Regions from separate parts of the Homo sapiens genome. Here region 2 is linked to region 1. A link is an interaction called in ENCODE POLR2A ChIA-PET data of the cell type or tissue named here. Cell type or tissue: Panc1. All regions are shown on one strand. Links, peaks and the distances in the headings refer to the core of each region. The heading gives the core; the rest is flanking DNA.

Evidence for each region. ChIA-PET counts read pairs that join two places held together with the same protein. Peaks named below come from ENCODE experiments on the same cell type or tissue, not always from the same donor. Only the 100,000 strongest peaks of a DNase experiment are listed, where the experiment ranks them.
Region 2: POLR2A ChIA-PET joins it to region 1 with 8 read pairs; 1 of 35 experiments calls an interaction of 5 or more read pairs at or near these places.

What each region holds. Positions count from the first base shown.
Region 1 is chr10:103,138,074-103,149,715 of GRCh38, reverse strand. It overlaps NT5C2 (5'-nucleotidase, cytosolic II), which reads left to right. Exons shown (of 19, transcript NM_001351169.2): 4 at 10,237-10,310. Among named protein-coding and RNA genes, the nearest start is that of NT5C2, 49 kb to the left of the region's middle. In Panc1, for the core only: no CTCF peak of the experiment used is centred there; no DNase peak of the experiment used is centred there; H3K27ac peaks cover 1,134 bases.
Region 2 is chr10:102,767,769-102,779,410 of GRCh38, reverse strand. The region is part of intron 1 of WBP1L (WW domain binding protein 1 like); the gene reads right to left. Among named protein-coding and RNA genes, the nearest start is that of WBP1L, 30 kb to the right of the region's middle. RefSeq lists enhancers at 2,208-2,739, 2,740-3,271, 3,804-4,335. In Panc1, for the core only: no CTCF peak of the experiment used is centred there; no DNase peak of the experiment used is centred there; H3K27ac peaks cover 4,320 bases.

The sequences.
Region 1 (11,642 bases), core at 4,056-9,055:
TTTTCTTCTCTAATTTCTATCTCACAGAGTTTAACCCTGAAATTTTGCTGTGTTTTATGAATGATCCTCTATACACTGGTCTTTCAAAAATTGTAGAGAAAAAGTGAAAAACAATTTAGAGGAAAATAGGAAAAAAGGGATTGGAAAAGCCTATGCTTAATTAGACTGAGGTTTTAGAATAGTAAATATATTCTTAGAAGTACTGGTATTGTCCTGGTTTCTCCCGTAACTTGTGTATTTTTCTAATTTGGTAGTCAGCCCTCTCTTATATTTCCTACCATCCTGCTCCCATTATCACAATTTCTTCATTTGAGAATGAAGGTGAAGGGAATTTTAATGTCTTTTCCTTAAATATTTTTGATGAATCTCCTTAAAGTGTGCTTTAAAATCTTTGCTGGAAAGAGAGTCTGCATTATCATCAGTACTCCTATTATTTTATAGTTTTTAAGATAGACCTTCTTTTACATTTAAACATCCCAGAAACTGGGCTATATCTGGCAATATACCACCTAGAATTCAAGTTGAGTTCTTCCAGAGAGGATTTGCTTTCGCTTCTTTCGGTCACCTGGGGAAAATATCAACCATCCTGATAGTATAAATTCAGAGCACAACCTACATGACTGACTTGTTCAAATTCTCAGGGAGAGATTTTCCCCCTCCCTGGACGCAGTACAAAATGGGAAATAGATGTACAGTCAAGGCTGAGATGTACAGATTTCTTTGTGGGCCCTTCTGTGTTGTAGATATATTTCTCCCTTATCCTCATATTATGAGTATATCCCTTTTGCTATCCTAACTTTTTGTGGAATCTCCTAGGCTGTGACTTGGAATTTCCCCCCTTTTCTTACTGGTATATAATATGGGTACATTTTATAATTGATGGCATTTTAAATCTTAATCATCTTAAATTTTGTTCCATGTATGTCTCCATACTGACTTTTCTCTGGAACTTTTAAATACTGAGTATATGAGTGAGTAAAATGAGTATTATAATTTCATGTTTTATTTTATAAGTGATAACACATTTGTTCAGATTTTTAGTGTGTGTGCTGCCGAAGTGAGCACTGTTCAGATTTTTAATGCACAGGAGGCTGTTCTTTTTTTTTTTTTTTGAGACGGAGTCTCACTCTGTTGCCCAGGCTGGAGTGCAGTGGCACGATCTTGGCTCACTGCAAGCTCTGCCTCCTGGGTTCACGCCATTCTCCTGCCTTAGACTCCCGAGTAGCTGGGACTACAGCAGGCACCTGCCACCATGCCCGGCTAATTTTTTTATTTTTAGTAGAGACGGGGTTTCACCATGTCAGCCAGGATGGTCTCAATCTCCTGACCTCGTGATCCACCCGCCTCAGCCTCCCAAAGTGCTGGGATTACAGGCGTGAGCCACCGCACCCAGCCACTGCTGTTCTCTTGACACAATCTGATAAACAAAATGTATCCCTCTTGATGTTCCTCAGAGAAAATGTTAAAACAAATTAGTAAGAAGTTACTGGTTAGAATTTATGAAAGCAAAACTAATGCTACTAGATGTCTGTTGCTTTTAGAATCTAACCCAAAATTTCTTGTTGTGTCTGTATGTCCATGGTATTTGAGCTTTGAATTTTTAAGAATCCATTTCATAAAGTTCTTACCTATAATACTTTTTATATCATTAAGCATACTTTTTACGGAGGATGGAGACATAATGGCAGACTGAGGTCTTCCTATTACTTTTTTTTAATAACAGCTTTATTGAGATACAATTCACGTATCATTCAATTCACCCTTTTAAAGCATACAATTTGATCATTTTAGTATATTCACAGAGTTGTGCAACCAATACCGCTATCTAATTTTAGAACATTTCATTACCCCCACAAGAAACCCTGTACCCATTAGCGGAAACTGCCCGTTCCCTCCTCCCCACAGCCTCTGGCAATGACAAACCCCTATTAAGTTTCTAGTTTAAGCTTAATTTTTAGTTCAGTTAAATATTGTGTCTGCTATTACAAGGCCCTATGTTAGGTGTTGGGAAGATTATAAATCCTGGTCTCAAAGTTTATAATCCAATAAAGAATAAGAGAACTACCATATTTTATGTCTATGACAACATATAGTAAGTGTCAAAACAGGGAATTTTGAAGGTTTAAGCCTCTCATTTGGGTCACAACTTTATAGAATTTTAGTTGCTGATGCAGTTTCTTTCATTAAGTAGAAAAGTAATGAGACCCAGAGACATTACTGTCACATAGTTCTGTGGCACAACCAGAATATTGATAGTTCCTTGACAAAATCACTTGAGATGCAGGGTCTTGATAATTAGAGATAACTGAGGTGGCCCTTTTAGGGAAAAGAATATAAACAAAGCCTTAGGGCATATTTAGGAAATAGCAAGTAGCTCACTTTGATTACTACAGCCAAAGGTGCATGATGTGGGACAATGTAAGATCAAACTGATTTTGACAAAATGAAAGTTTTTGAACTTTAAGATCCAATAATTTGCAATTTATTAATTGGGTAGGTAGTGAGCGATGACTAAAAGTTCTTAAGAGAGTGATATGATTGGATCAGGGTTTTAGGACAGTGCTTCTCAAACTGTCTGTGAGGGAGGACCAGTTTATAAATAACTTTTTTCCAATCTGTTTCAAATGGACACGTTTATAAAATAAAAATGAATTTCAAGAAAAATGAAGACACAAAATGTAAGCCTACCTTTTTTATTACTACATTCAACAAACAAAATTGCTCTGTCAAATTACTGTAAAAGTTTCTAAATACTTAAAATTTCTGTATGTGTCATGTCATGGGTTAGCAACAAATGTTCATAATCCAGCATTGGCCTGTGGACCATGCTTTGAGTAGCACTACTTCAAAGCAATTAATTTGGCATTAGTGCGAGGGCAGAGCAATTGGGAGATGATTGCTGGACTAATGAGGACCTGGACATGTTGTTAGCACTGTGAATTGAATGGAAGATTGGATTCCAGAGACGTTTGGTAATTTAAATGAAGGCACATTAGATGATTGGATGTGGATTTGAAGAAGAGGAAAGAATCAAAAGATAGTAACTAGATTTTAAGCTTGAGTGGGAGAATGGGAGTGCCCATAGCAGAAATAGGAACTAGTTTGGAGATTGGGTTTTCAACAAAAAATCCACATTATAGCATTTTCTATTAAGTAAAAATATGCATATATACAGACACATACTTTTTAGTTCATAATTTCAATTTGCCCTCTCAAAAAGCACTTGTAACTTTTTCTTTTCTTGATTGTAGCAAATTTTCAATGTGTAATTATGCAAGCCCATAAGGAAAACAGATGCCCAAGAAGATTTTATACTTGAATCCTTAGTCTCATTTGTTGTTGCACTAACTGTCATTGGGCACTTGGCCAGGAAATTGTGACTCCTAGGCAAGGGGAGGAGTTACAGATAAAGTTCACCATTGCCAAAGAAATTCTATTCCAAATGGATTTGTGTGGAGCAACAGTGATATCCAATGACAAGTTAAATTAAACACAGAGGTGTTTTCTCCAGCACTGTCTCGGAAGATACATGCTTTTGAGGGGCCTGATTCAGGTTAAACTTCTTGAAGTTAAGTCACAAAAAAACTATACTAGGGACCTTACGAAGAATTTTGTTATGTGACTTCAAGAACTAGTTGACTCAGATAGTTTTACACTTTTCAAAACGGCAACCAGTGACAGATGAGGTAATACTGCTTTGAATTACAAGTTAAAGCCATTAAGATTGCTATTTACAAAATTTCAAATTTAATAAATTGCATGTTCATGTTACTTAAGTGTGAGAATATTCTTATTTCTAAAGCACATTATATTAATGGCTCTATTTCTTATGGTTAATATTTATATTTACTTGGATGGAGTTTATTCAAGTTTAATGTCTTAACTGCTGTGGGATATGATAATAAAAGCTGTTACATTTGTCTTTATATTGAAGTCTGTGCTTCGTTTTAGAGTGTTCCTGTCACCTAGAGATTGTTTTTCATGTTAATGCTCAAATCTGCAACTTACAAAGACTTAGTATGTTGGAATTGCTGGCTAATTGTGCTTTAAGATTGGATGCTTAGTTTAGTCATGCTTTCTAGGGCGGCAAGTTTGTGCTTTTTTAAAAGCAAGCTTCGGGAAGTTAATTTCTCCGATATGTTCAAGCTCTTGAACATAGGGGTGGAGTATGTTCCACTTGTTAATAATTTAGAAATGTGACACAGTAAACTGACATTGGCAAAGGTACAGTCAAGGTCCGGAGACCAATAGAAATTTTTGGATTCCTCAAGCAGATAAATCTTTTTGTTTTGAAATGTATGATGGGGCAGTGGGCCAGCCTTGTAATTGATATAGTACCTTTTAGTTGATATAGTACCTAACACTTTGTTTTGCTATAACCTCAGTGAAGAGTAGTCATTAGTTTGAGACCAAGAGATTAGTTTCTCTTGAAGACTGTATCCTGGAGACATGGTATTTCATGCTTTAAGGCTGCCTCTGTGCTGAAGTCACTGCATACTTTAAGCATTTGGGTGTTTATTATCTTTGTAAACTGTGGAATATATAGCCAAATAACTATATTTGGCTTATTGCAGTTCTCTATAATACAGCTGTTCTATTTTGCCATTATAGCTTTGCTTATGCACTTCAGCTATTCATACAACAAATTAGATTTAATTCCACACTGCGCCTCCCCTCATGTTTTGTAGCCTAGATTAGGGAAAGAAAAGGAAAGATGAGAATATATGTGAGGCTTTTCATTTTTATAAATATCATAATAGAAATGAATTGGGGGGAGACAGAAGTGATTGTTTCTAAGTTCAGGAATTGCTTTTGTGGTTAGAGCACTTATTTTGAATGAAAATGGAAAGATAAAGGATATTTGGTAGAACTTCATAGGAAAACATCATATTTCCTAATTTTAGACTCTTATAAAGTCTGTCCTAGCTCTTTCTGCTCCCTAAAGAACAGCTTATATGACATATGTCACAAAATGGTATCTGCTTTGTAGTAGACAATGAATGTGTTGATTGAATAGTTAATGTGACTAGGTTAAAGAGAGGAGAAGTGCAATTTGATGGATATGTAGCAATGATTATTTTGGCAAAACCAGATTTTCATATTCCTGAAATATGTTATTCCTAGAGTTTACATAGATAATAAAGGTACATTATAATCTTTGAATCCTTAAAAATATACATAAATGATTTGATATATTTTCATGACAGTACAAGCTTAATCTCTTTTCTAACAAAGAAAGAAGCTGGTACTTGGCTGAGACTGTTGTTCTTGTCTTAAGCACTGATTGACATTAACAGCAAAATCTCCTTTTTCCTGTAATGTTAGCTGTGCTTGAAGCTAGCTAGCATCTTTCTTCTATGAGAGTAAAAGCTGTTTCTTTTATTATGTCGTTCCGCATACTTCTCTCCTGGATTGTATCACAAGGGAAAAAATCATCCCCAATCCATTCCTGCTTGTATTCCCATAGAATATTTTAGGCATGTCAGCTGTTAGGGCCTGATCAAGGATTTGATCCAGTTGGCTCTCTAGCCTGAATTAAGAATCTGTTTGAAAAGCCTTCAGTAGTTACATTTAGTTTCTAGAGCTACAACCATTATTTTGTCTTTTATCCCTGTTGTACTTTCAAAAGGATTTATGTAACTGGGAAAATATAATAAAGTAGATGCTTTTATCAGTAATAACAGGGTGATATTTGATGAAATATTAGAAGGTGATATGTTTGGGGGCTGGAGGTTGGAGGGTGTTTTTTGTTTCTTTGTTTGAGACAGGGTCTTGCTCTGTTGCCCAGGCTAGAATGCAGTGGCACGATCTCAGTTCGCTGCAGCCTTGACCTCTTGGGCTCAAGTGATCTTCCTGCCTCAGCCTCTTGAGTAGCTGAGACTATAGGCATGTGCCACTACACGTGGCTAATTTTTTATTTTTTGTTGAGATAGGGTCTCACTATATTGCCCAGGCTGGTCTCAGACTCCTGGGCTGAAGCAGTCCTCCCACCTTGGCCTCCCAAAGTGCTGGGATTATAGGTGTGAGGCACCACTTCTGGTCTCAAACTCCTTTTTAAAAAAAGTCTCCAAGGCCATCTCTACAAAAAAAAAAAAAAAAAAAAAAAAAAAAAATAGCTGGACATGGTGGTGCGTACCTGTGGTCCCAGCTACTTGGGAGGCTGAGGCTGAGGTAGGAGGATAACATGAGCCTGGGAGGTTGAGGCTGCAGTGAGCCATTATCACACCACTGTACTCCAGCCTGGGCAACAGAGTAAGACTCTGTCTTGAAAATAAATAAGAAACATATATAAATATATAAATTAGGCATTTTTAAATGGTGAGGTAAATATCAATAGAAGATCTGATATTTTCTTTCTGTATCCCAGTGGAGGCTTTTTGCATCCCTTGATGCAGTTACTCTTCTTTGGAGACCATTGACCTAGATCACTGATGGGGGAGCCCAGCCCAGGCTTTTTTATTTTTAACAAGTTACTCAGGTGATTGTGATTTTGATGTACACTGCAGTTTTGAGATCCACTGATCTATATCATTCTAATTTCCTACAGTTACTTATGAAATGAAGACAAAGAAAAGGTTTGGTAATAAGAGGAGAAGCCATGCAGTTTTAACTTTGGCTACCAAGCTGAGGATCAAGTGGAAAGGATAACCTTATTTTCTGTCTTTTCCCTTTCCGTTCCCTTTCCTCTTTTCTTTTCTCTTTTCTATTCTTCTTTTTTTTTTTTTTTTTGATGGAATCTTGCTTTGTAGCCCAGGCTGGAGTGCAGTGGTGTGATCTTGGCTCACGGCAACCTCTGCCTCCCGGGTCTAGGCTCAAGCAGTTCTCCTACCTCAGCCTCCTGAGTAGCTGGGATTACAGGAACACGCCACCATGCTCAGCTAATTTTTGTATTTTTAGTAGAGACAGGGTTTCACCATGTTGGCCAGGCTGGTCTTGAACTCCTGACCTCGTGATCCACCCGCCTCAGCCTCCCAAAGTGTTGGAATTACAGGCGTGAGCCACCGTGCCTGGCCCTTCCTTTCTTTTCTTCTTTCTTTTTTTTCTTTTTGAAACAGGGTCTTACTCTGTCACCCATGCTGGAATGCAGTGGTACAATCTTGGCTCATTGCAACTTCTGCCTCTCAGGCTCAGGAGATCCCACTTCAGCCTCCCGAGTAACTGGGACTACAGGCATGTGCCACCACACCCAGCTTTTTTTTGTATTTTTTGTGGAGACGGGGTTTTGCCATGTTGCCTAGGCTGGTTTCGAACTCCTGTGCTCAAGCGATCTGCCTGCCTTGTAAAGTACTGGGATTACAGGCGTGAGCTACTACACCTGGCCTTTATTTTTAAAGATGATTAAAACTTACCCTGAAAGACCATCATGCTGATGATCTACCATACTATTATATGTTCAGTTTTTCCTATGTCTTCATAGTGATCTTTCTGATTATTTCATTTCCTTAAACTCTGATATTTTGGTCTTAAATGCGGGATAAAGTCCAAATTCCCTAATGTGGCTTACAAAATCTTCAGGATTTTGACCCCTACTAACCTTTCATAGCTTTTATTGCTCCTTCCCCCATCCTTGCCCCCTGGAAAACCTCTTTCTGTGAAAACAAACAGAAGCAAAACCAAAGAAAGCTTCTCAACTCCAGCCACAATAAATGCTTTGTAGTTTACTGTAAACCTTTTCTTTGCTTGGTTATTTTGCCTGCGTTGCCTTTCTTGCATTTTCCTAATGGAAAACTACTGATTGATTAAGATTCAGTTCAAACATTTCTTCCTGACCTCTCTAAACAACTGGTACTCTCTCCTCCATGTTATTTTATAGTACTTACTGAATTGCTGAAATTATTTAAAGGTCTCCTTCCTAGTAGGCTGAGTTCCTCAAGGATAAACAGAGTAAATTACAATATAAGTTTCATGAGGGCTGGTACAGTCTTTTGTTCAATCACAGTATCTGGGTGTAATAGACAGTAGCTATTTATTTAATTAGTCTATATTTTTATCTTCAGTGGGCTTTAAATGACTTGTTTATTAAATAAATTATAAATTAATAAGTGAATGAGTTATAAAATCCCAAAAGTAATCTTATTTTATGGGGTCAGACTTTGGAAAGGAGAGCCTCTTCCCTGAAATCTTGAATACATGGCATTTTTAATGCCAGGACACAATACACAAATCTGTATATTTTTGTATAATATCTGATTTCATTTACTGTATAAGAAAGACTTGGATAATATTTTTCAATTTTTAATTTATTTGTTATTTTTTTGGGAACAGGGTCTCACTCTGCTGCCCAGGCTGAAGTGCAGTGGTGTGATCTTGGCTCACTACAGCCTTGATCTCGTAGACTCAAGCAATCCTCCTACCTCAGCCTCCCAAGTAGCTGGGACCACAGGTGCACACCACCATCCCCAGCTGATTTTTGTATTTTTTGTAGAGTTGGGTTCTCACCATGTTAACCTAGGCTGGTCTAGAACTCTTGAGCTAAAGCCATCTGCCTGCCTCGGCCTCTCAAAATGCTGGGATTACAGGTGTGAGCCACTGCTCCCAACCTTGAATAATTTTTATTATGGATTTTAATATTGGTATTTAAATGAGAAGATCTAAAAGAAAACAAAGGAAAAGCTTCTTGACCTTGGTCTCGGCAGTGATTTTTTTGGATAGGACACCAAAAGCACAGGCAGCAAAAGCAAAAACAAGTGGGACTACCTCAAACTAAAAAGCTTCTGCGCAGCAAAGGAGAAACAAAAAGGCAGCCTATGGATTGGGAGAAACTGTTTGCGAACCATGTATCTGTTAAGGGATTAACATCTAAAATATATGAGGACCTCAAACAATAGCGAAAAAAGAAATGACCCAAAAATGGGCAAAGGACCTGCATAGACATTTCTCCAAAGCAGACATGCAAATGGCTAACAGGTATTTGAAAAGGAGCTTAACATCATTAATCATCAGGGGAAGTGCAAATCAAAACCACAATGAGATATCATCTCATACCTATTAGAATGCCTTTTATCAAAAAGATAAGAAATAAATGTTGGCAATGATGCATGAAAAGGGAACACTTGTACACTGTTGGTGGCAATGTAAATTGATGCAGCCACCGTGGAAAATGCTGTAGAGCTTCCTAAAGAAAATACAGCTGCCATATGACCCAGCAGTTCTTCTAGTTGTATGCCCAAAGGAAGTAAAATCACCACTTTGTGAAGATACCTGCACTCCCATGTTCATTGCAACATTATTTAGAATAGCTAGGAGATGGAAAAAAGATATCTGTTGATGGGCTGAATGAATGGATAAAGAAATTGTGGTATATATACACACAATGGAATATTCAGCCTTAAAAAAGGAGATTCTACCGTTTGCAACACCATGGATGAACGTAGAAGACATTATGCTAAGTGAAATAAGCCAGACACACCAAAGAATACTGCATGATTTCACATGTGGAATCTAAAAAACAATCAAAAAAGGAAACCATAGAAACAAAGAGCAAAGCAGTGATTGGAGGCCAGGCGCGGTGGATCATGCCTGTAATCCCAGGACTTTGAGAGGCCGAGATAGGAGGGTTGCTTGAGCCCAGGAGTTCAAGATGAGCCAGAGCAACATAGGTGAGCCTCTGTCTCTACAAAAAATAAAAAATTATCCGGGCTTGCTGACGTGTGCCTGTAGTTCCTGCTACTCAGGAGGCTGAGGTAAGGAGGATCTCCTGAGCCTAGGAGGCTGAGGCTGCAGTGAGTCATGATTTCACCACTGCACTCCAGCCTGGGTGACAGAGTGACTCTGCCTCAAAAAACAAAAACAAAACAGTGTTGGGGAAGGATGGAAAGATGTAGATCAAAGGGTACAAAGTTGCAGTTATGTTGGATGAATAAGTCTAAGAGATCTAATGTATAGCATGAGGGCTATATTTAATAATATTGTATTATGTACTGTTAATTTGCCAAGACAATAGATTTTAAGTACTTGTACCACAATAAACAAGAAGAAAGAAAACAAGGTAACTGTATGGGATAATGGGTATGTTAATTTGTTTGACTGTATTAATCATTTCACTGTGTATATGTGTATCAAGATAAGTATATCAAACAGCATGTCGTGTTATACATCTTAATATATAATTTTAAAAGTTTAAAAAATCAATTGGAAAAATAAATGAGAAAACCTAGAAAAATAGCCAAATAACTTTATTAAACTTGAGAATTTATTTTCCAGTGTTGAGATATTATTTTTTATTATTTTCTATAGGGTGTTTGTGAACCGAAGTTTAGCAATGGAAAAGATAAAGTGTTTTGGTTTTGATATGGATTATACCCTTGCTGGTGAGTAGCAATTTCTGATTGCTTAAGAACTGCTGCTTTGGGTATAACACAGTGGGTTCACAGTAGGCAATTCAATTGACATTTGCTGACTTAATCATGTATTTGGCTGCCAGAAGCTTTTATTATCAGGTTGCTTCCAGTAAGATTTGTGAATATTGAAATTATCAGATATCCTTGAGATGTGGCTCATGAGTTTGTACACATAGATAGAAAAAGTACTAAATTTTACTATTTTAGAGACCCTGGTAAGAAATAATATGGTAAAATCATATATTGATAGGTATATTTGGGCATTTTTGACTTTTACTCTTAGCCATTCTTTAGGTATGAGATTTTGTGTCTCTTGCACTGCCACAGATAAACTTGTATCAGTTAAAAATTTTAGTTTTTTTTTTTTTGAGACGGAGTTTCGCTCTTGTCCTCCAGGCTGGAGTGCAATGGCGCGATCTTGGCTCACTGCAACTTCCACCTCCTGGGTTCAAGCGATTCTCCTGCCTCAGCCTCCCAGGTAGCTGGGATTACAGGCATGCACCACCACACCCGGCTAATTTTTGTATTTTTAGTAGAGATGGGGTTTCACCATGTTGGCCAGGCTGATCTCGAACTCCTGACCTCAGATGATCTCCCCACTTGGCCTTCCAAAGTGCTGGGTTTACAGGCGTGAGCCACTGCACCCGGACAGTATGTTATTCTTAACACAGATGGGAAATGTGTTCATTTTCCATTGAAATGATTGCACACGTAGTATGTATAAGGCTTTTTAAAAACTAGAGCTGCAGCCACATAAAGGAATGAGTTTGTGCCTTTTGCAGGGACATGAATGAAGCTAGAAGCCATCATTCTCAGCAGACTAACACAGGAACCAAAAAGCAAACACTGCATGTTCTCACTCATAAGTGGGAGTTGAACATTGAGAACACATGAACACAGGGAGGGGGAACATCACACACTGAGGCTTGTCGGGGGGTGAGAGGCAAAGGGAGGGAGAGCATTAGGACAAATACCTAACGCATGCAGGGCTTAAAACCTAGATGACGGGTTTATAGGTGCAGCAAACCACCATGGTACATGTATACCTATGTAACCTGCACATTCTGCATATGTATCCCAGAACTTAACAAAAAACAAACAAACCCCAAAAAACTCAGAGATGTACTGGGGTTTCTTTTCTGTACCTAGGGTATATGCAGGAATTTAGCCAGTCTTCCCAATGGTCAGCTGCAGTTAGATGGAGGACTGGGCAAGAAGTCATTGAAACTCCATGACAAATATGGAAAAGATGAACTTCTTTTTTAACTTGTAGAATCCTTAGTCTGTGTAGATGTTTTCATC
Region 2 (11,642 bases), core at 4,475-9,474, 370 kb after region 1:
CAGGAGAATGGCTTGAAACCGGAAGGCAGAGGTTGCAGTGAGCTGAGATCGCACCATTGCACTCCAGCCTGGGTGACAAGAACGAGACTCAACAAGAATGATTTTTTTTTTTGAAATGGAGTCTCGCTCTTGTCGCCCATGCTGGAGTGCAATGGTGGGGCCTCTCGGCTCACTGCAACCTTCCCCTCCCGGGTTTAAGCGATTCTCCTGCCTCAGCCTCCTGAAAAGCTGGGATTAAGGGGTAAGCAGCATTTTATCTCCTACCTAGGCAGGCTAGAAAGAAACATGCCCCAAGGAGAACAATGCATTAATCATACTCTACTCTCAGACATTGAGCCGCACAGTCTAGGTAGTGAGAAAAATCCAGGATTTGGGAAAGACTCAAGTTAAAAAACAGCAACAAAAATCTTCAATTACCCTTTCTCTAGACAATTGAGCAATGCTGGGCAAATGGCTTAACTTCTCTAAGCCTCAGCATGCACCTCTGTACAAACAGAATAATCCTACCACATAAGACACAGGATTAAGGGGAAAAAACAATCATATGGATTAAGGGAAAAAAATAAATCAAAGTGCATACATATGTACGATAAAGATGAATTTTATGTGTGTGTGTGTGCATTATGTGTCATTTTTTCTTAAACAGAATTATCACCAAGTGATCTTTAGAAGGCTACATGGCTCCAATAAAGAACATAGTTACACTGTCTGACAGAAAATACTAGAAATATACAAAATATGTAACCAAAACTACTCCAAGATTGTACAGGCAACATTTGAGTCACAGAAGCCTAGGGCAGGAAGGGCCTTCGGAGGTCTTCTAAATTCTGCCTTCCACCAGGCAACTGTTCAGACACAAGAGCTAAAGGTTCACCTGCTGTTGATCCTCTCAGATCCTTCCCAAAACAACCATCCCAACCCTTCACTCTCCTTGAAGAGTTTAATGCTACCCACTGCTTCATTCTCTCACTACATGTCCAAGTAACTGGACACAAGCCCTCGCCCTCTTGCCACCTCAGTATATAAGATTAACAGTGTCTCGGTAGAGTAAGAGGTGGCCTCCCAGCTGTACGTCACTGCACAATGGCAGTCACTGACTACAGATGCAAGAGCTCACTCCCCTGGCTGTGGGCTCCTGCCCAGCACACCTGGCTCCTGTCAAGGTATCAGTCCCTTCGCTTCTCGTTTCCTGCACCCCTGCAGTGTTGCATCCTTTGGGAATGAGTAGATCAAAGTAAGAGTTATGTCTACTCTCTACCAGCCCAGGTGCTAACGTTCACATACATTCTTTCGTGGAATCCCTGTGTGACCTCAGAGATGAGGTTCAGAACAGTTAAGGGCCTGCCCAAGACCTCAGGGAAGCTGGGATATGAACGCAGGTCTTTCCAGCTCCCAGCCCACTCTTTCCACTCTGTTAGGCAGTTTTCACCCTACCAGCCTGCTGACACAGCATGAGACGCTTCATCCAGCTTCATCCTATTTCCAACACTGCTTGAAATCCTCTCCAGGGCTCACTCTGCCCATAGGTTAAAAGGACAGCCTTTCTGGCCAGGCACAGTGGCTCACGCCTGTAATCCTAGCACTTCGGGAGGCTGAGGTGGCCGGATCACCGGAGGTCAGGAGTTCGAGACCAGTCAGACCAACATGGCGAAACCCCGTCTCTACTAAAAATACAAAACTTAGCCGGGTATAGTGGCACATGCCTGTAATCCCAGCTACTCAGGAGGCTGAGGCAGGAGAATCGCTTGAACCCAGGAGACAGAAGTTGCAGTGAGCTAACGCCACTACACTCCAGCCTGGGCAACAGAGTGAGACTCCATCTCAAAAAAAAAAAAAAAAAAAAAAAAAAGGACAGCCTTTCTTGTGGGGGCAGAAGGGATGTTCAGAGTGGTCACCTCTCTGCCCATCAGCTGTGTCAACGCAACACTCTGAAGATAACAAGAGCTGTAATGGAATGTTTGGGGCTTTTCAGAGGAGCTTCCTTTGAACAGAACTGTAGGCAACTCAAGGGAGAGTTGTCCACCTAGCACTTTTCTCAGAGTGAGGGCAACCAGTGGTCCCTAGCAGCTCCCCTCTAGGGCTTCTGCTGTGAGCTCATCTGTGGCTTTTCCTCACCCAGGAACAGGCAGCAGAGGGTGTGTGCTCCCTCCCCACCCCTTATGGCCAGCAGCTGCTGGTTACAGTTACACATTCCGATACAGACATGCCTCTCAGACGAAGAGGGGGTGGGGGTGTCTGACTCTCAGAAGCCCTGGAACAAATAGTTGGCAACAGCTGTGTTCTCAGCAGACAGCAGTTGGTGGCTTGCTACTGTTCTCTCATTCCACACTGCTTTACCGGCTGGAATGAATGCAGTGCTCCCACTTCAAAGGGCGGCTCACCGAGCAATCAAGTCTCTGCCACAGGGGTCTTTTTGAAAAACTGGTCAGTAAGGCCAAAATGGGGTCAATTCCACACCCCTTCCCCTGAGGCGTCGGGAACGTCCCTCAGCTGCACAGCCCCAGGCACATGCTTGAAAGGAAGAAAGCCTTTCCTTTAAAAGAAGAACGGAGCCCTCACCCCACCCCCAACACAGAGTCCCTTCAGAACCAGAGGACTGTGAGGAAATCTCCACTAACTAGCCAAATCAAAATGGAGAAGGAATAAAAGGGGTTTGGAGCAAGAATCGCACTCTGCCTCTCCCCTTCCCCAGCCCCATTCTTCAGCTGTTTCTCCGTGAAGTTTCCAAAGCAGTTTTACAGTGTCTGATGGAAAATCAGAACTGGTCAGCCCTAGAGAAACCTCGGGGACGTAGAGGGTTAAGAACACGGTGGCTCTGAAAGTAAGGAGCAACTAGCAAACAAGAAGGGAGACTGGAAAGTTCTGTGTGGGAGCTGGCCTGGTCTAACTGAGAGGCATTTGCTAAAATATTCCCTCCACCCAAAGCAGTAGTACAATAAACAAGCTCCCACCCCTTCTTCCCTTCCAAACCCGATCCGTGCAGAAACAATTACCTGTCTAAGACCCAAAAGGAAAGGCATCCTGCAAGAGCATCGTCCACACTAACGTTGGAACAAAGGGCTCTTAAAAGTTAAGGTCTTGGAATGAGCATTGCCCCTGGTGGGCCTGTGTGTGCGGTGGTCCTGGTTCACCGGCCTTCTTTAGCAAAGCAGACAAAGTAAACAGAGTCCTGGGACCGAGCAGGCACACTGTCTCCTGCTCTCCTCGCTACTCCCCCTGCCTGGCTCTGGCCCACCCCCACCTTCTCGTGACATATCTCAGACGCAGCAAAGCCGAAGCTGTCTGCCAAGGGGGAAATGACATCAGTTCAGGCGCAGCAGAAAAAACTTCAGACAGCTGCACTGGAATACTGAGGAGGATGTGCTGCAGACCCGCGATGCCCAGCCCTGGACCCACCTAGAGCCAGAGCCCACTGTGGGAGGATGGTGGGGGCTGCAGATGGGAGCAGGCTGCTGCAACCCCTTGGCTCTAAGCAGGCTGGGGGGTACATAAATCAAGTCTCTAAAGCTGAAAACAGGAACACTGCTCTGAATAAGGACTGACTTTGTAGCTCCTAGAGTATTGTTTCTCCTCCCTGGGAAAGAAAATCAAGTCCAGTGTCTGTCAGTTTCACAGAAACTTTTCCACCCCCACCCCTGCCAGAGTCGGTGCTCAGTAAATAATAGGACATGAAGCCTGGCTGTCCCAACTTTCTCTAGGGAATGAGGCAATTCGCAGCGGGGGCTTGGAGAGGCACCTTTTCCCCAGCTAAGGTACGACACGCTACCTTGGACACTGACCTTTCGAGCCCTCGCTTCCACCGGAGAGTTTATATTTCATAAACAAACTGCGCAAGTACAGGTGCCAACATCTTTCCTCACTTGTCTTATAAAAGGTACAACAAGTCCCACCGCAGCCTCCAAGTTGCCAGAAAGGCAGATCATCTATATTTAAACCAACTCTTGGTTCAGAAAAGTTCACCGCCTTAGGTTTGTCGTGCTTTCTTCACTAAGTTCAGCTCAGGGAGACAAGAGTTCTCTAACGCAAGCTTTGCACAAGCAAGGGCCCTGGGGATGGTGTCCTGCTCTGACTTTCCCTAGTCGGTGGTGTAAGCCAAATCCCTTCTGGCTACCCTCCCTGAAACAGGAGGTCACAGCAGCTCTCCCTCGGCCTGAATCCTCTACCAAAGACAACACTTGCACAGCACAAAAGGTCCATGTTTGGGTTCGGATTTCCAGAAATGACTCAAGGAGAACAATCTTCAGAGGAGCTTTATAAATCGAAAGTTACTTTTTTTTTTTTTTTTTTTTTTTTGAGATAGGGTCTCACTCTGTTACCCAGGCTGGAGTACAGTGGTGTGATGATCTTGGCTCACTGCAACCTCTGCCTTCCGAGCTCAAGCGATCCTCCCACCTCAGCCTCCCAAGGAGCTGGTACCACAGGCACGTGCTACCATGCGCAGCTAATTTTTGTTTTTTTGTGTAGAGATGGGGTTTCGCCATGTTGCCCAGGCTGGTCTTGAACTCCTGGGCTCAAGTGATCTGCCCACCTTAGCCTCCTAAAGTGCTGGGATTACAAAAAGTTACTTTTCAATAACTTCCTCAGCTACAAATTAATTACACTGTCCAGGACTCAAAGCAAGTATATTTCATCTTTCCTTTCATTTTCTGCAACAATTTTCTTTCATGATACTTATCCAAGGCCTCCATGGTAGTGGCACTGTGCTGGGCATGATCCATGTAAGTCAGAAATGATTCTTGCAAATTAGTACCTATAACCCCCAACCTAGGACAATAAATTAGGAGCACATGACACGTACAGCACAGTGAGGTGCCAAAAGCACTGTTTGATCATTAGAATCCAGCCAGACACACAACGTGTTTACCGCAGGTCCCCAATGATGGTCAAGGTCACATTGACTTTCCTGACAAGAAAATGAATGTGCCAAACTGGCTGAACCATTTCCTTGAGACTCACTGAAAGAATGGATCACAGCTTCATTGCTAGAGGAAAAGGTGGCTGATGTGTAAAAGAAGTGGCTCCTGCTGCTGCCGGTGTTTGGGGACTGGGAAGCCATTCTTCAGCACATACATATTCTCAAGACATGGTCAGTCTATCCCAGGCCTTGTCACCACTCTCACAACCAGGCCAAACTGCCATACAGACAAGGCTGGACATCAAGGCACAGCCGCCCAGGGAACAGCAATGAGGCTGCTTTCAACCCCTTCCTTTCACTTCCTCGGTTCCCTGGCAACCACTGAGAACCACAAAACATACGCAGCACTAACTTTGGCAATCAAACTGATGGAAACAGCATCCTCATCCCCTCATGGGCAATGTAATCTGCACTGATCTAACAAGACAGACTGGCACCTGAAATTCTCCAGAAAGAGTGCCATGGCATAAGTGTACCATTCATTCACTCACTCCACGCTCACTGAATGCCTACAGTGTGCCAGGCATTGTTTTAGGCACTGGGGATGCCACTATGACCAAAACACACAATAAACCTTGCTCTAATGGGCTATGAAGTGTTCCATATTTTTCTTCCTTCCTTTTTTTTTTTTGTTTTGTTTTTTTAAGAGATAGGGTTTTGTTCTGTCACCCTAGGCTCAAGTGATCCTCCTGCCTCATCCTCCCAAAAAGCTGGCACTACAGGCACACGCCACCACGCCACCACACTCAGCTAAGTTTTTTTAATTTTTATTTTTTGTAGAGACAGGGTCTCACTATGTTGTCCAGGCTTGAACTCTTGTCCTCAAGTGATCCTCCTGCCTCAGCCTTTCAAAGTGTTAAGATTACAGGCATGAGCCACTAAGCTTGGCCCCATAATTCTAAATAATATTCATCAGTGATGATCTCAGAAGTGGAATTGCAACAAAATTACTAGAAATCCAAAAAAAAACTTGTAAAAATACAACCTAAATGATCAAAATTGCATTATAGACTTCCTGATTTCCTAATGAATCATCCTTTTATGATGCTACCCAAGACAGTGTTTCTAATCAGCATTCGTCTATTTTTATCTTCTCACAGATTATAAATTCTTGTGTGCAAGGCAGCATTTAACCCAAGGCATTACACCTAGTACAATACAATATATTCTAAAAAAGTGACTGCTGACAACAGCTTCTTTCTATCAACTTCTTGCCTACAGCCCCTCACTAACGTTCACTAAGCGCTGATATCTGAGGGGTGAGGAGAAAAAGAGATTGAGTTGGCAAATTCAGGCATTCCCAGGAAAGTGAGTTCACTTTCTGCCATGTTATACAAATATTACTACAACCTAGTGACAAAGGAGTCAGCTTTGCCATTTGAAAAGCAAGATGATCATTAACAATTTCTGCTAGCCTGAAAAAATGGGTTCTCCTATGTACGTGATCCAGCCTCATACATGATGAGCCAAAGGTAGGGTAAATCCTTCTTCAAATGACTTTAGTCATCCGCCTGCCAATGCAGAATTAAATTCAATGCTGAATTCACCAACTTAAAAAAAAAAAAAAAAAGGAAGTCATACTAAATTAGAATTAAGCAGGATTATGTTGTCAAAATGTTGCAGGTTGGCTGGGCACCATGGCTCACGCCTGTAATCCTAGTACTTTGGGAGGCTGAGGTGGGCAGATTGCTTGAGCCCAGGAGTTCAAAACCAGCTTGGGCAACATGGCAAAACCCCATCTCTACAGAAAATACAAAAATTAGCTGGGCATGGTGGCACATGCCTGTTGTCTCAGCTACTCGGGAAGCTGAGGTGGGAGGGACACTTGAGCCCAGGAGGGAGAGGTTGCAGTGAGCCAAGATCACACCACTGCACTCCAGCCTGAGCGACAGAACGAGACTCTGTCTCAAAAAAAAAAAAAAAAAAAAAAAAAAAAAGGGCCGGGCATGGCTCATGCTTGTAATCCCAGCACTTTGGGAGGCCAAGGCAGGCAGATCACCTGAGGTCAGGAGTTCCAGACCAGCCTGACCGACATGGGGAAACCCCATCTCTACTAAAAATAGAAAAATTAGCTAAGCATGGTGACACATACCTGTAGTCCCAGCTACTTGAGAGACTGAAGCAGGAGAATCACTTGAACCTGGGAGATGGAGGCTGCAGTGAGCTGAGATCATGCCACTGCACTCCAGCCTGGGCGACAGAGCGAGACTGTCTCAAAAAAAAAAAAAAAAAAAAAAAGGCCGGGCGCAGTGGCTTACGCTTGTAATCCCAGCACTTTAGGAGGCAGAGGCGGGTGGATCACGAAGTCGGGAGATCAAGACCATCCTGGCTAACATGGTGAAACCCCGTCTCTACTAAAAATACAAAAAATTAACCAGCGTGGTGGCGGGCGCCTGTAGTTCCAGCTACTTGGGAGCTGAGGCAGGAGAATGGAGTGAACCCGGGAGGCAGAGCTTGCAGTGAGCTGAGATTGTGCCACTGCACTCCAGCCTGGGCGACAGAGCGAGACTCCGTCTCAAGAAAAAAAAAAAAATGTTGCAGATTAACAACTACTTATGGCCCCAAGCAGCATCTGAGATATCCTTCTACCGAGGCAGTCTCCTCCTCTGCAATTCAGAGAACCCCCAGAGATAGTACTGCTGGAAATACTACCCTTTGGATTCAGATTAACTTTTTTTTTTTTTTCTTGAGACAGAGTCTCACTCTGTCAACCAGGCTGGAGTGTGGTGGCACGATCTTGGCTCACTGCAACCTCTGCCTCCCAGGTTCAAGCGATCCCCCTGCCTCAGACTCCCAAGTAGCTGGGACTACAAGTGTGCGCCACCACTCCCAGCTAATTTTTGTCTTTTTATTAGAGATGGGGTTTCACCATGTTGGCCAGGCTGGTCTCGAACTCCTGACCTCAACCAAAGTGCTGGGATTACAGGCATGAGCCACCATGTCTGGCCTCAGATTAACTTTTTAAATTTTTATTTAAAATTTTTTCTGTCATTATAGATGAGGGCTTCCTATGTTGCCCAGGCTGGTCTCGAACGCTTCACCTCGCCTCCTTATGAGCCAGGACATCAGGACTGAGCCACCGTGCCTCCCTAAAATTTTATTTTAAATAGGGAGTCTTGCTATGTTACCCAAGCTGGTCTCGAATCCCTGGCCTCAAGCAATCTTCCCACCTCAGCATCCTCAAATGCTGACATCACAGGCACGAACCACTGTGCCGTACCGGATTAATTTAAGACATACTGCAAAAACATACATGCTCACAGCTACCTGAATTCATTCTTTTACTGTAGAAAATTTGTTTAAGTATCTTTTGGCAACATTTTTGTAGGCAGTCTATATATTTATAATCTTTAAATTCTGGGGTGGGGTAGGGGAGAGATAATCATTTGTTCAACCCTGACCATGAGCCAGACTCCATGCTAAGTATCTCACAGCCACAACAACCCTATGATGTGGCTATTACCATCCCTATTACTCAGTTACAGAAATGGAGGCAAATGGGGTTTATGTAACTTGCCCAAGGTCACACAGCTGGCTGTGAGACAGCAAGGATTTGAGTGAAGACTCTGGCTCCACAGGCTCTTTCCTTTATGAACACACAGGCGTCAGCTATTAGAATATCAGAAGTTACAAACAAGGAAAAAACAAACAGCAAAAACCAGAACTGAGGGTCAGGTGAATGTTAAGCAGACAGGCAGGTCCCTGGTCAGCGCTCTGGAACCCTGTTTATGAGACTGCCATGCACACTGGATATGATGGTGGTGTTCTGGAGTGTGAAGTCAGGGTCCTAGGGTCCTTCTGACCCACTTTGGAAAGCAAGGTTCTATGAGGTCAAAGACTGGGAAAGCCCTAAAGTTCTCATCTGTTCCTAATGCACAACAGATCCACACACAAGGAATAGGCTGGAGACCTTCCTAGGACATGGCTCTTGGGAACCTGGTGAGCTGTTCCCACACCTTTGCCATCTGGTCAACTGAGGCTGACGGCGACTAGGGCTGAAGGTCTAGGGGTATCTTATTTTACAATCAAGGGATCTGAAGAAAGAGAGTTTGTCAGAACAGGACAGTAACTGCCAGGCTTCTAGGGTAGGAGATAATCTCCAGGCGTAAGGCCATTTTATTTCCAGGAGCTTTGAGCAGAGGCTGCTGGGCAGACACAGAATGTCTAAGATAAGAGATCTTTCTTATCTTTCTCCGGTTTGGGCACGCACCCATTTAAATGCCTCAGAGTTCTAACTCAAGAAAGGAGAGAATGAATACTAACTCAAACCTCAAACCAACATGAGTGTCACAACAAAAGTTAAACTGAGACATCTTCATGTCATGGGTGTGAGGCTAGGCATTAACAAAAGAATCCTGAAGTAATAATTTTGGGGAATGCAAGGGGATAAATCCCAAACCCAGAACTCTGCCAGGCAGAAACACTATAGGTTGCTTAACTGCTAGAAACCAAGAACACTAGCTTTATCTATGTCCTGGGGCTGGACAAAGGCAGGCATGTAGCAGGCCTGCTGAGGCAAGAAAACACACACCTCTCCTGCTTCTGGGCAGGACAAGGCGTTTTACAAGTCACAGAGCTTATCTCTTCCACAAGGTATCTATAAAAACCCATGGTGCTTTCCTACTACTGAGTCTTTCAGGAAAGAGAGTTAGGTAAACGGTTCTTAACTGCAGTATGTAATCCTTTGCTAAACATCAAATCATGTATTTCAGAGAGGGAAGATTCCAACAGATGGTGACATCTCATATTTTACACAGTGACGTTAGGTAACTCGTTCAAGGACACACACCTAATAGGCAGTGCAGCCAGAATCTCAACCAGGTCTGTATGACTCCAAAATGGCTTGGACACATATGCAGATAGGATTTTGATATTAATCGTCACTTCCCCCTTACTTGTGACCTGATATTTACAGTTGCATCCAGTCCACCCAGGATGTGCTGTGGGGATAACAAAGATGTACTGTTGGATGAATCAGTCTTGCCCTGGAGGATTTATTTAGTTAGTTACACAGAAACAAACATACGCACTCTATGATAAACATGGTGAGGCGAGGGACAAACACAGTCACACAAGAGGAGCTCAAAGAAGAGATGCTGGATGATCCTCTCAGCTTCCAGTAAAAAAAAAAAAAAGAAAGAAAAAAGAAAACAAAGAAGGGATGCTGTTGAGGGACAGAATGGCCAAAGAAGGTTTTTGTTTTCAAAGAAAATTTTATCAAGAGCTGAACACAGTGGTTCCCCAACACTTCAGGAGGCTGATGTGGGATGATCACTTGAGGCCAGGATTTCAAGACCAGCCTGAGCAACATAGGGAGACCCTGTTTCTACAAAAATTAAGAAATTAGCCAGGCATGGCGGCGTACACCTTGTAGGTTCAGCTACTCAGTAGGCTGAGGCAGGAGGATCACTTGAGCCCAAGAAGTTGAGGTTGTAGTGAGCTGTGATTATACCACTGCACTCTAGCCTGGGTATCAGAGTGAGACCTTTTCTCTTGAAAAACAAACGAGGCCAAGCGCAATGGCTCAAGCCTGTAATCTCAGCACTTTGGGAGGCTGAGGCAGGTGGATCACGAGGTCAGGAGATCAAGACCATCCTGGCTAACACGGTGAAACCCCGTCTCTACTAAAAAATACAAAAAATTAGCCGGGCGTGGTGGCAGGCACCTGTAGTCCCAGCTACTTGGGAGGCTGAGGCAGGAGAATGGCATGAACCCGGGAGGTGGAGCTTTCAGTGAGCCGAGATCACACCACTGCACTCCAGCCTGGGGGACAGAGCGAGACTCTGTCTCAAAAAAAAAAAAAAACTGGCCGGGCGCGGTGGCTCACGCCTGTAATCCCAGCACTTTGGGAGGCCGAGGCGGGTGGATCATGAGGTCAGGAGATCGAGACCATCCTGGCTAACAAGGTGAAACCCCGTCTCTACTAAAAATACAAAAAAAAATTAGCCGGGCGCGGTGGCGGGCGCCTGTAGTCACAGCTACTGGGGAGGCTGAGGCAGGAGAATGGCGTTGAACCCGGGAAGCGGAGCTTGCAGTGAGCCGAGATTGCGCCACTGCAGTCCGCAGTCCAGCCTGGGCGACAGAGCGAGACTCCGTCTCAAAAAAAAAAAAAAAAAAAAAAAAACAAAAAACTAATGCCAGGCGCAATGGCTCAAGCACTTTAGGAAGCCAAGGTGGGTGGAACATCTGAGATCAGGAGTTCAAGACCAGCCTGGCAAACATGGCAAAACCAGCCTCTACTAAAAATATAAAAATTAGCCGGGCATGGTGGCACATGCCTGTAAACTCAGCTACTTGGGAGGCTGAGGCAGGAGAACGAATCGCTTGAACCCAGGAGGCGGAGGTTGCAGTGAGCCGAGATCATGCCAATGCATGTCAGCCTGGGCAACAGAGCAAGAATTCGTCTCAAAAAGCAAACAAACTAAAAAACCCCAAAGAGATGGATACTGAAATAATACGTAGGGTTTCAGTGGATAAAATGAGCACACTACGCAGAGCAGAGCATGAATAAAAGTATGGAAACAAGGACGCATGGGGCATACGTCCAAAGGCAGAAAAAGATGACGCAAAGATTAGTTGGGGGTAGAATGTCAAGGCCCTACACATGTACACATCTAATGAGTGAGTATCTTTGACCAGCACAGTTTTTCTTTCTGATGATTACAGTAGCAGCATGAATATCAAATATAGGAATTTCTATTTTAGTGGAGTATTTTAGGCCCTCATT